Linked DNA regions of Mus musculus: region 2 is linked to region 1. A link is a loop called in an ENCODE intact Hi-C map of the cell type or tissue named here. Cell type or tissue: heart. All regions are shown on one strand. Each heading gives the region's core, and the rest is flanking DNA. Links, peaks and the distances in the headings are about the cores only.

The links. Peaks named below come from ENCODE experiments on the same cell type or tissue, not always from the same donor. Only the 100,000 strongest peaks of a DNase experiment are listed, where the experiment ranks them.
Region 2: it touches region 1 in a loop (9-fold over the local background); 8 of 42 quality-filtered maps call a loop at or near these places.

The regions. Positions count from the first base shown.
Region 1 is chr12:36,717,812-36,724,052 of GRCm38, forward strand. No RefSeq gene overlaps it. Among named protein-coding and RNA genes, the nearest start is that of Mir5099, 95 kb to the right of the region's middle. In heart, for the core only: CTCF peaks have their summits at 786 (motif pointing right) and 3,625; DNase peaks (open chromatin) are centred at 5,110 and 5,660.
Region 2 is chr12:37,011,401-37,017,641 of GRCm38, forward strand. No RefSeq gene overlaps it. Among named protein-coding and RNA genes, the nearest start is that of Gm29007, 92 kb to the right of the region's middle. In heart, for the core only: no CTCF peak of the experiment used is centred there; DNase peaks (open chromatin) are centred at 3,211, 3,731, 4,271 and 4,521.

The DNA.
Region 1 (6,241 bases), core at 740-5,739:
GAAGAATTTCAGCTCTTTCTCCAGCATGTAGAGTGTGTAGTATATTTAAAATACCACTCTCCAGGATATCTCCCTTTTGCTGAGATAATAAAATTGATCATATGTTTTGAGGTTAAATAAACTGTTGTAACAATCTTGTAGCTGCCTGCTGGTTGCGGTTTTCAAAAGCAATTACTCACTCTGGAGTCAACTTTGAACTGTACATTTTAATTGAAAAGCTAATTGTAGGCCATTGCTCCTGATTTAGCATTTAATTTGGCAGATTAGGAGGCAAAGGAACTTAGGGAGGGAGGGAAAGGAAGAGAAGCTTGCAGAAGAATTGCTGAGTTCCAATTCCCGTTTGTGTTCGAGGCATTTACACAAGACACTTTGTGTTCTCACCAAGGAAGGAGTGCCTGGACCAGTGGGCACATTCCTGAGACATTTGTCGGAAGTGGTCTGCAAGGTCCTGAGTTTATCCACATTTGCTCCCCAGATCCCAAGCCCAGCGAGTCTGTGAGATGGAAGCAGAGATGGAGGGAAGGGGGAGGGAAGACAGAGAGGAAGAGAGAGGGAGAGAGAGAGGGAGAGAGAGAAGGAGGATGAGAAGTGAGGAGGGGGAGGGGAAGGGGAGGCAGAGATTCTTGATTCAAAAATTCAGCTCTGTTACCTTTCTGGTCAGGAGTTTATTTCATTTCTTCAGATCCTGATGATGTCCAAGGGTAGGGACTGACTCTTACTGAAAAATACCTAACACTGAGGGTGCTGGTGCGGTTCAGCAAGACACTGGCTTGTTTACAGGTTGCCCAGCAGAGGGAATCAGGCTTCTGGATTATTTATTAAAGTTCTCCCTGATTAAGAAAACAGTGAAACCTGGATTTTCCATCCAGGAAGTTAGTAGCATCCTTAAAATGTCCAGAAAACATTTGTTTTTTAAAGTCAACTTGTTGAATGACATTTTAAGTTGTTTCTTCTCAGTCTGTACTCTAAAAGTAAATGCACTACTGTCGAGGTAATTAGACCAGACTATGCCGTGCATTTTGTAGATGCACACTTTAGCTTAAAACAAATGTGTATGTATGATGTCTTTGGTCTTTTCCATCAAAGGTCAGTTGTGAACCTGTACTGGGATTTTTCTGAGAACCAGATAACACATTGCCAGCCTACATTAGAGCTGAGATAAAAAGTAATACAAGAATGCGTTGATTTTTTTTTTTTTTTTTGCAAGAAACTTTAAAATGCTCATTATATTCCTTTTGGGGCTTGTTGTGGAATGTAGATTTTGCTGGTCTCAATTGAAGATATTTTCAATGACCTTGTAAATATAGTCTCCGTGCTTCAGTACTCTGCTCTGTGAAGAGGATAATTAGTCCACTGCACTGCTCTCAGAACTCTGTTGAAATGTAATGTATGACTTGCACGGTTGCTTCAGAATTCAGTGTCTGCTTTACCAACAACAGAGAACAGCTGCCATTTATTTGGCATTTGAGTATCAAATTTGAAGCTTGTGTAGTTAATGGAAAAATGAAACATCTGTGTTGATATTACGAAAATCATCCTGAAGCAAGAACATCAGGAGAGAGGGCAGCTTCCTGGTATCCAACTTCCAACAGCCTTTATTTATTTATTTATTCAACTTATTTTAATCTATCCATCTATCTAGTTATTTGTTTATCAGTGATCTTGCTGCTCATGATCTGCAAGAATAAATAACTCATATGCAAGGACAGAAAGGGGCTTCACAGAAATGAAAACTTGGAATTAAAGTTTAAAACTTTCAAAACACTTTAACAACATCCGGCAACAACAACAAAAACCCCTGTTCATTATATAAAACAAAACAAAAACCAAAAAAAAAAAAAAAAACCAAACAATGAAACCCAGCTAGTCCTCTACTCTGGGTGAGTGCATTTGCTTAGAAAAGTAGAAAAATGAAATAAGTTGTGTAGTAAGACTACAGAGTGCCTCCACCATGGGGCAAGTGATCCAGGAGTTTGCATATAATATTACTAGTGACAGAGTGTAGCCTTAACATTTTAGACATAGTCTTCAAACATGAAAAATAATAGTCATACAAGTTTTTTAAAATAAAATACTATGAATCATTTAGATTAATAGAAATTTCCCTTTTTGATGAATTTGGAACACAAGTAAAGTAAGTTTAAAATATTAGGTCGAGAGTCTGAATTTCAGAAACTAAAGCAAAGCCTACTGACTGTGTACTGGTATAGCAATGTTTAAGAATATGGTCTCTAAGAAGGATTCTATCTCAAGGCATACATTCTGACTCATCTCCATCCCCTCATCTGTAACGTCAGGGATAAGAACATGATCACATTCACTGAGTTGTAGTTAAGGCTAAATGAGGTAGTTATCTGACCTAAATTGAATGTGTCTTTGCCCCTTTCTCTGTTATGCAATGCCTTTGTTTTACAGGTAATAATTAGAGATGCTCCTTAAAATGATCACAAGAGAGTTATTCACATCAAATACTAAGCCCCATTTGAAACATCGATTTTCACTAAAGTTAAGAATAATTAGTTGCATAGGTAATTTATATTTAGCCTTGTAAGTGAACTTTAGTTGTCTAGACGTCAAAAGAGAAAGTGGAGAAAATATAGCCTTGGGAATTGCTGTGCTTCATTAACAGACATAGGAGCATTACAATTCAATAGTTCAATAGGAAAAAGATGAGCAAGAACAACTTCGTCTGGATGCAATTCCTCATTTTATTTCTTTATGATATATTTTAATTTTACACTAAATTAGTGGAAACTTATACAAGAAAGATTAAACAAATGATCAGACTCACTCTATGACATAAATGATGTTACGATTGATTACTTATGGATTTTGGAGTTTGTGGTAGGCCAAACCCATACTGTAAATCTCTATACTAGACTGGCCATACTTTATATTCTTTGGCATACAGATATGTCAGACTCTCACTCCTAATTATTTAATTTTACATAATTTCTCAATGCTATAAAATCCTGGTGTGTGCATATATGTTTTTGTTCCTCAGAGACCTCAGAGCATGCAGTGCAGGTCATCAGCTACTACCTCCTTCAGATGAGGTTCACTGAAAGTGCTAGCCAAAGCAGAGGTAAAGTCTCTCTGCGTCTCCAGTTATTCAACCCGTCTGTACTCAGCTCTGGTGGAGGCTTGATTATGATGACTGCATTTTGCTTTGCAGACATACACTTGAGTCTTATTGAGATAATTTGCTCCAAAGAAACTCTGGCTACTGCTCAGGTGAAACAGCTTTCTTTCCATAAGGTTTCAGTTTACTGGAGGTGAGATTCAAGAACTGTACTTTAATGGGAGAAGGAGGATTTCTCCAGGGCGACTTGCTAGCATTTCTTTGTTCAGTCCACTTTCTTTCATTTCAAGTTGATTGAGGGACATCAGATAGGATTCTTGTTTCCCTCTGCATGCTTCTTGTCAACTATCTTGCCTTTCACAGCCCAGCTACACTGGGACGTTTACAGCCTTTCATTGGAGCCTGCCAGACCTAGGTGTTATGTAGCATACCTCCAGGGATCATTACCATATGGTATTTTAGGAGAGGACACAGTTCATTTCAATGCAATTCAAATGAGCAGATTTCTTTTCTTTATTACACCATTGCATTTGGCGGCAATCCACCAGGGGCAGAGTCTGACTCTCAAAGGAATGCTCTGCCCACTCTGTCCATTTAACAGGACATTTGGCTCAAAAACCTCGTCGGTTGATCACACATGTGCAACAGATGTGTGAGCATGCGTAGCGAAAATAAAAAATAAAAAATCCCAGCAGTGTGCTGTGGGAAATGTAGCATGGAAAACAGAGACACAAAAGAAGTCTGCTGCTTGAACTTTGATTTTTGTTGTTGGAAGGCAGTGTTTCTTATTAATCTTTTCCTCCTTTCCAAGGAGAGACAGGTATGGGTTTCCATTATTATTTTGTAGTGATTATTCATGTAACACTGGTAAGGAAACTTAGTTCATTTTCACAGACCTTGTTTTATAAAGATATAATTTTAAATATTCAGACCAGACTTTCTCGGGCCCCTCCTTCTCCAGGACCTGAGTATTGGCATACTTCCACTGAAAAAGAAAAAAGAAAGAAAAAAAAAAAAAACCCACCCATTTACAAGGGAGGATATCAGAAATATACATCCTTTCATCCATGCCCCACAGGCTTACACACACACACACACACACACACACACACACACACACACACACAGAGAGAGCACCAGCTGTTTTTCTCATGGAGAATATGGGTTACTTGGGGAAATCTCTCTTCCTGTTTTTATATGGACAACTAAATTGTTGTATAGCCAGTTAATTTTGGTTAGGTCAATAACACAAGGTTAATTATTGGAGCCTTCCCTTTTGCCTTCATAAGATTAATAGGAAACAAGAGAAGTAAATGAAATATCATGAATTATCCTAGAAGTGTTTTTTTTTTTTTTAAATTTGGGAAGTTTTTGATACTTTAAAATTATATTTGAAAATATTTTATTCTTTTTTTGGTATCTTTTCTGTGAGTAAATAGTGGAAGAAGGTTTTGAAAATCTCAATGATGTGAACTTAAATTGATTTATAAAGGATGTTATAGTATGCCAACATTTAGAAAAGCATACCAATTTCTGTTTTATAATGGAGACACTGTTAAAGTTAAAAAGATTGTCTCACCTATGAGGTAACTTCGAAATGATACCTTTCCTCCCTTGATACTCTTCAATTTGTTCAGAATAACTGTTCATGTTTAAAAAAAAAACTATATTATGATCCTACATCCTTTTTATAACTTGGGATTTGAGTCACATATCAAAAGGCAAGGAAACTGATTTTCATCAATGGTCTGGATCCAGCTTCTTGCTGTTATATAACCTCAGAATAAAGCAGCCATATCCCTGCTGATATCGCCACTTCTTTTCCTTGATCTTGCTCAGCGTCAGCCAGAGAAAAAGAAATCCATCTATACATTTATAAGGACAGTTTTTCATTCATGGCCTTGTTACTCTTAGTACGTGCCCCAAAGAAAAATATTCTTCAACAGCCACTCATAAAGAAGCAGAAAATGGCAAAGCCACAGAGAAGGAGACGTATGTGACAACAGTGGCGGTGTCTTCCTGGAGACAGAAAACAAACAGAGCTGTGGAAGAGCTTGCCAATGCATGCCTGCCAAATAAAATATTGTTTTATGAAGTCAGGAAAAAACTAATTTAAAAGGTTATTGTAGGTTATTTGTGGTCACTTCTGGTGTGCATACAGAATGATGTCATCGAGAACTCTTCTCTATTTATATTTCAGTTTTAGAGATCTTTTGTCTACGACTCGATCTCAGCTACTAGACCCATCTAAAATTCAATACTCATAAAAATCTACACTGAGGAATAAAAATGAAAGGAGATGGAAAATAGTCCCAGCCATGTCCAGGCAAGAAATCATTCAGGCAGATTCATCTTCTAAAATACCTACACTTGTAGATGTCTTCTCAATCTCAGAACATATTTGCTGGAAAATTTCTCAAATAACCAGAGGAGAGCTTCTCTAAAAATGTAGAGGTAGGTGGGATCCTTGCCAGAGACATCACATCAAGGACAGACCAGTGAAGGAATGAAAGACTCCTGGTGTCATGCAGTGTCTCTCTCCTCTCCTAAGAGGACCCTACTGAGTCCCCCAGGGACGGCTCACTCTGCCATAGCTTGTTAGCACCGGATTCTCTTCATCCATGAGTCATTGAAATAGCTTTTTTTTTTTTTCTCAGTGGAGTTTTATGAAGGGCAGTGTGGCTGGAAACCCCTCCTGCTCATGTTAATCTTTAGTGAATTAAGAAATGTCAAAATATCATTGTATGAAAATAGCCGGGAATCTGGTAAATGTTAGCAACTAGGAAGAAGGGAGATTAAGAGAAACCCGAGACCAAAACAACAAAGCATGCTGGATATTAGAAATAGCATACATAGAAATAACATATGAGAATATATGTTTATAGTTAAAAGGTGACGCATTAAAGTTTATATCCTTATACCAAGTTGATATAATTTGCAATGTCCTTATATTTATTCAGTCATTAAAAAGATTTAAACATTTTTGAGCAATTTGGTTTATCAGATATTTCTGTAATAAATATTTCTTCTTTGCACCATTGCCAATAGTTTTTTCTTTGTAGAAACATAAACAGAAGACAGAATGAGTTATGAATATAGCAGAAAATATCATGCACTAAAGAGAAAATGAAATAGGGGGGTAGAGATATGTTTGGGGTA
Region 2 (6,241 bases), core at 554-5,553, 290 kb after region 1:
AAGAAACAATTTTGAACAAATATTTAATTGCAATACATTTGTAAATGTAAGCAAGTGTCTTCAATTTCCTGTCAGGACTGACAAAACAAGAGGTCTACAAAGGTCATGATTGGCAAGGGATCATTTATAACCTAGTATCTATTCTAGTGAACTACAAATTAAAAGACTTTTTTTTTTTGTAAAAGCATAAAACAGATACAATAAGACTGATTGCAGCATTGAGATACCACAGGACTTAAAGAAGACTTACTGTGTATGATGGAGCAAGGCACATGATTGTTAACACAGCAATCTGTTGAGATATTTAATCATAAACACCAATGGAAGAGCTGCCAGCTGCACTCTACCTTATTTTCTTGCTTTAGCTGGGTAAGAGGAAGCAAAGGTATTTGGATAATATCCTGAGTTGACAGTCAACCCTCAAAAAGAGATGATGTCACAGCATCTAAAAACACATTATAATTATATGTTATCGAGTCATGCTTGTTCCTCAACAACCTCATACTCCTGCAGTTAAGAGCAGTCCTGATAAAACATGAACAGGTGTCTTCGGATGCTATGAATGGAGGACAATGGATCATTAAATATAGAAGAAATTCAAATCATAAGTTATGTCAGAAGTTGCCCTCAATGACAACTGTTATCTTGAGTATGAATTCCTACACAAATAATGAGATGAGTGAAGCAGTAAGTATGAAATGAAATATGGTAAAATGCAGAACTCTTGTGAGAATGACAGACACATGCCTCTGGAGAGACAAGAGCGCTGTATGAAATAACACAGATTTTTCAGGCATCTTATTCATAGTAGACTCGAATAAAAGAACCAATATGTACCAAGGAAGTAGAATTGCATGTTTTACTTCATTTGTTTATTTTTTATATTTTTGGAGACAGTCTTAGAGATAGCATTGTACTCAAGGCTTAGCCCAGACTGGCTTTGAACTCATGACCACGTTCTTGCTGCAGCAGGAGATTAATCAGCATGCGCGACTATGCCCAGCTACAGTTTGAGGGAGATGAAGTTGCTTTGTGTGTTCCACTTCTCAATACTGAGGCACACATAAAAAAGCAAGGGCTACAGGAGCAAAACTTTAGATTCACAGCACGTGGCCCCATTGTTTCTTTGGTGGTGGTGAGGCACAGCATTTTGGCAGAAAGGGAGTGAGAAACAAAAGTTTCTTTTCATTGTGGTGGAAAACACAGAGCCAGTGAGAGGGAGGGGCCAGGTCAAAACATCATTCAAAGATGTCTGAGATCTGCTGCCTCCAACAAACTCTTATCTGTCACATTTCCTTACCTTCTAACAGTCGGCTCAGATTCCAAGTTGATCAATGAATTGCTCCATTGATGAAGGCAAACCTTCTATGATTCAGTCCATTTCCCCATTTCTGAGCACTGTTTGCAGTGGGGACCTTCAATACATGAGCATTTAGTAGAAAAGCACCTTCTATCAAAACCTGCCTCTGTTATTGCTAGACTTTATATAATAATTTAAGTAAAGATCAATGTAAGAAACATAAAATTTTATTATCACATGTGAAATAGAAGGCTATCCTCAGAATAACTTTAGGAAAATTCGGGGGAAATTATTAGGAACACAATAAACAGAATGTATTAAACATGATTACAGGAAGAATCCCATACATATTTTTACTCAAAATTAAACTATGTAAATTAGAATCTATCAGAAATTTCTTATTGACATTTCAAGTCTCTCGATGTTTGTGCTCTTAGGTTCCAGAATTTTTGATGCCCTTTTAACTGCTTCTAGCTCTTTGTTTAACTTTCAATTGTATACAGATTTCATTTCCTGACTTTATTTGCCTATCTGTATGTCACGTTTTATTTCTCATTGAAGGTTCTTTTTTTTTTTTTTTTTAGATTACTTTGAATTCTTCTTCAGGAAGTTTGTATGTCCCCATTTATTTAGGTTAAACTTTTTGAAATTCATTTGTTCTATTTGTGGTGTTGTCTTTGCCTGATTTAAGATCCCTGTGACCTTGCAGTGGTGCTCCTGAACTTCCAGTACACACATCTCCCTTTGTATATTTTTGGCAGGGAAAGCTCAGCACACCTAAGCCTACCCAGAAGTTGCTGCTGGATTCCTTAGATGGCTATTCTGATGCCATGTCAGAGAATGTGTGGGATAGAACTTGATGTCACAGAGGAGAACACGCTGACTCTGCATGGAAGACCAGATCTGGGTCCACACGGATGAGCTTAAATCTTCACTGGGTGATCTTGGTGCTGGAGCCTGAAGGCTAATCCGGATCCTTAGATGGCTATTCTGATGCTATTCGGTGCATCTTCTCTCACAGAGGTTAGACTACGCAGTCTTTTGCTGTATATGTGTCGGGGACCTCATATCAGCTGGTGTATGCTGCCTGGTTGGTGGTTCAGTGTCTGAGAGATCTCTCGGGGGTCCAGGTTAATTGAGATTGCAGGTCTTCCCATGGGGCCGCTCTCCTCCTCAGTTTCTTTAACCATTTCCCCAATTCAAACACAGAGGTCCCCAGTTTCTGTCCATTGGTTGCATGCTAGTATCTGACACATCTAATTTAAAGTGAAAAAGACCTAGATTTGATCCAACAACATTTTATATATTCAAGATATATAAGCTTTACTATAATAGGAAATTCAGCTGTTGACTTTCTTGTGATCTTGTTAGAGATCTATATATTGATAGGATTTTGAAACCTAACAGTTAAGTGTTATAAAAAAGAGGAGAATGAGAAAGGTCTAGCAAACTTCTAACATTTAACATTCAATTGGGCAGATCTATTACTTGTTCCCAGTTGCTCTAATGAAGGGAACAGTACCATGGGTTAGCAAAACACACATATTTAAATAACTAAGTAATATTTTTTTTGATATCTGGAATCTTGTGATAAAATGACAAGATTGTACCTCTTCAGGTCTTTCAGTGAATGCGCATCGACGGAGTGTTACTCTCAAGTTAGCTTCATAGCTGAAATAATTTCTGACATGTGCAAACTGAGATTAGCTCTGCCTTCTCCCCCAATTTGAACATAATAATTAGAAAGGCACATGTACTAGCTTCCAGTTTATACAAGTTCATTTAGTGAAATCCCTTGAGCTCCTCCAATGAGAAAACAAGTTTTTGAGTTAATATCCTTCAATTGTTAAAAACTTGCGTCACTGCGAGAGCACAGTGAGGCGTGAAGGTCCCAGCACACTGGCAGCTGATTGTAAGGGGATGTGATTGTTCCACATTTAGACTGGAAAGGGTTAGGAACTCCACTTCCCAAAGTGCTTAATGAATGAAAGGAAAATTGGACCCCTGAGCCAGAGTCAATGACCTAAGAGAGTGAAAATGTTCACAGGTTAACAAGGGCTGTGGTTCCTTGCCGTGATTCTCAGCAGAGGAGGATGGCAAAGGGGCCAATCATATTCTGCCACTATATCCAAAAACCCATTTTCTGCCTAAAGACAATGCCTTAGTGGAGTACTGGAAGCCCCTGGTACTGATGGTCTTAAACTCCATGGCTGCTCCCTTGTGCTACTGATTCATTGATTTAAATGTATACTCTGCTTTAATAGTCCAATCTGATTTTTTTTTTTTTTACTTTTTAGTTTTCTTTTATTCTTTAATCCTTTTTTACAGTCCAGACATCATCCCTCTCCCAGTCTGCGCGCCCCCTGCGACTGCTCCCCATCCCATACCTCCTCCCCTGTCTCCAAGAGATTGGCACCAACCCAATCCCACCCACCACACCTCCCTACTCCTTGGGGTCTCAAGTCTCTTGAGGGTTCGGTGCATCTTCTCTCACAGAGGTTAGACTACGCAGTCTTTTGCTGTATATGTGTCGGGGACCTCATATCAGCTGGTGTATGCTGCCTGGTTGGTGGTTCAGTGTCTGTGAGATCTCTCGGGGGTCCAGGTTAATTGAGATTGCAGGTCTTCCCATGAGGCCACTCTCCTCCTTAGCTTCTTTAACCATTTCCCCAATTCAAACACAGAGGTCCCCAGTTTCTGTCCATTGGTTGGATGCTAGTATCTGACACATATAATTTAAAATGAAAAAAAATAGATTATTATTCAATAACATTTTACATATTCAAGATATATAAGCTTTACTACAATAGGAAATTCAGCAGCTGACTTTCTTGCGATCTTGTTAGAGATGCATGAAGTGCAAGTGGTTATGGCTAGTTTCTCCCCCACTTCAACCTTTTTTTTTTTAAGTATGTGTTTCACTTGAATTGGAGGGAGTTTACATAGCCAACTCTGGCCACCACCCTGATGCCTGATGATGTTTACAGATATAAAATGTCCGATTGGCTGTTATGAGTCATTCTTAGTGAGGAATCTTATCTTAGCACCTGTTTTATCTTTAACATCCTTTTCAACTTCTTGTAGAAGGAAAACAATAGCCAAGAAGGAAAAAAAAATTGGGACCACTCCAGTTTTGAAACACCTGCCTTAGAGATAAAGACTGTAATTTTAGGCACTTGTAATGCCTTTGCTTTGGACTGGAATTTGTTCTTTCTGCATGCTGTGAGCATCTGCTCTCTTTCTCAAGCACGTGCTTGGCCAGGGTCTGACTTCAGTCTAGTGAATTATAAGATCATCTCTGTTACCATGGAAAACTCTGTGGATCAGAAAGTCTCTGAAGATCTGGCTTCACAGTAAATGCCTTTTATGAGTTCAAGAAACATGACACCATTAGCAGTAGGGAATCAGTCACTAATCCTTCATGACATAATTCCAGTGTGATGCTGATAATCTCTGACTTACAGAGACTATTCCAGGTTTACACGGCCACTGTGAACCAAAAAATTCATTTTATTTTTATTTTATGTCTTTAATTACAGGCAGGAACTACGCAGCTGGGAGCCAGAAGCACTAGGTTTGCTTGAACTACTAAGTAAATTCAGTTAACTGAATGAAAAATATTTATTCCACCTCATTTTATTTTTCTCTTGAGATGGAGACATATCCCACATTGATTCTTGCAATGAAGTCATTCGAAGTGTGTAGATTTGTTTTAATAATATGTTAATTCACTACCCAACCATCAATAGTTCCTGAGTATTCATGTAATTCTTGTTATTATGCTGATTAATTATATTGGGTTTATTTTAATTACCTTAAATACTCCAAGATGAGATAGCCTACTCTGGGACAGCCAGCACCAGGAATTATCTAGAAGAATAATTATCTAGAAAAGTACTTGTCTAAAATTTACCACAGTCAGAGATTTCACAGAAACAATGAACTTACTTTGATGGTTCTTAAAAAACAAATCACTTTGGAAAAAGGTAAATTAAAAAAAAAAAATTAAGAATCCCTAGTAGGCTCACTGTGTGCTCTGGAAAAAGGTAAATAAAAAAAAATATTTAAGAATTCCTGACAGGTTCGTTGTGTTCTTTGTTCTGTAGCACAGCAGTGATATTGTTTGATGAGAATGAGTGACAGACAGAGAGACAAAAATGTTCCTATACTATCAGGATGTGGCCTTTAGCAATCAGTTGTAAGGTTACTTGGTTCAGTAGACTTGGTAGATTAATGTAGGGAGTGTGGCAGAGTAGCTATATCATATCCATACACATTTATTTTAAGTTACTTGGAAATTCTTGCAGGAACACTGAAGATTTAGTTCACAACACCCAGACTTCTGCTAATTATTTTCAGTAGTGTTTATATGTATGTATGTAAGTATAATTATTTTAAATTTAATTTTTGGGATTCTATTCATAATGGACATGTGACAAGTGTTACTATGTATGAAAATCTTTTTAAAGCTCTCTATTAATTTCAAAGGTGTTTGAGACAATATGTGATTTTTTTCTTTAAAAAAATGAAATCTGCATGGTCATAACATCTGAAGGTCGAATGTAAACATTTTATATTTTTCTTTTTCAATTGATATCAACCATGTCTTGAGATGCTCTACTTCATCCTGGATGCCTGGGATCCATGCAGGCATCACCAAGTGCTCTCCTTTAAGGAGGGACACATTTCTTGTTCCTTGTTTAAGTTTGTTATATTTAGATGGTTCAGTTTGTAGATTAATTTTATCATATCATCAAAAGTTCTGTTTGTTACTATTTTTTTGTGTTCACATAAAAGTTGTTCAGTTTACTAAATGCTTTCCAGTAACTATCACAACGCTCATGCAGTTTTTATGTTTTAACCTTTCAATATGGTACACAAGTGGGTACACAATATGTGGGTACACAATATGGTACACAAGTGGGTGGTTTTCATGAAAAC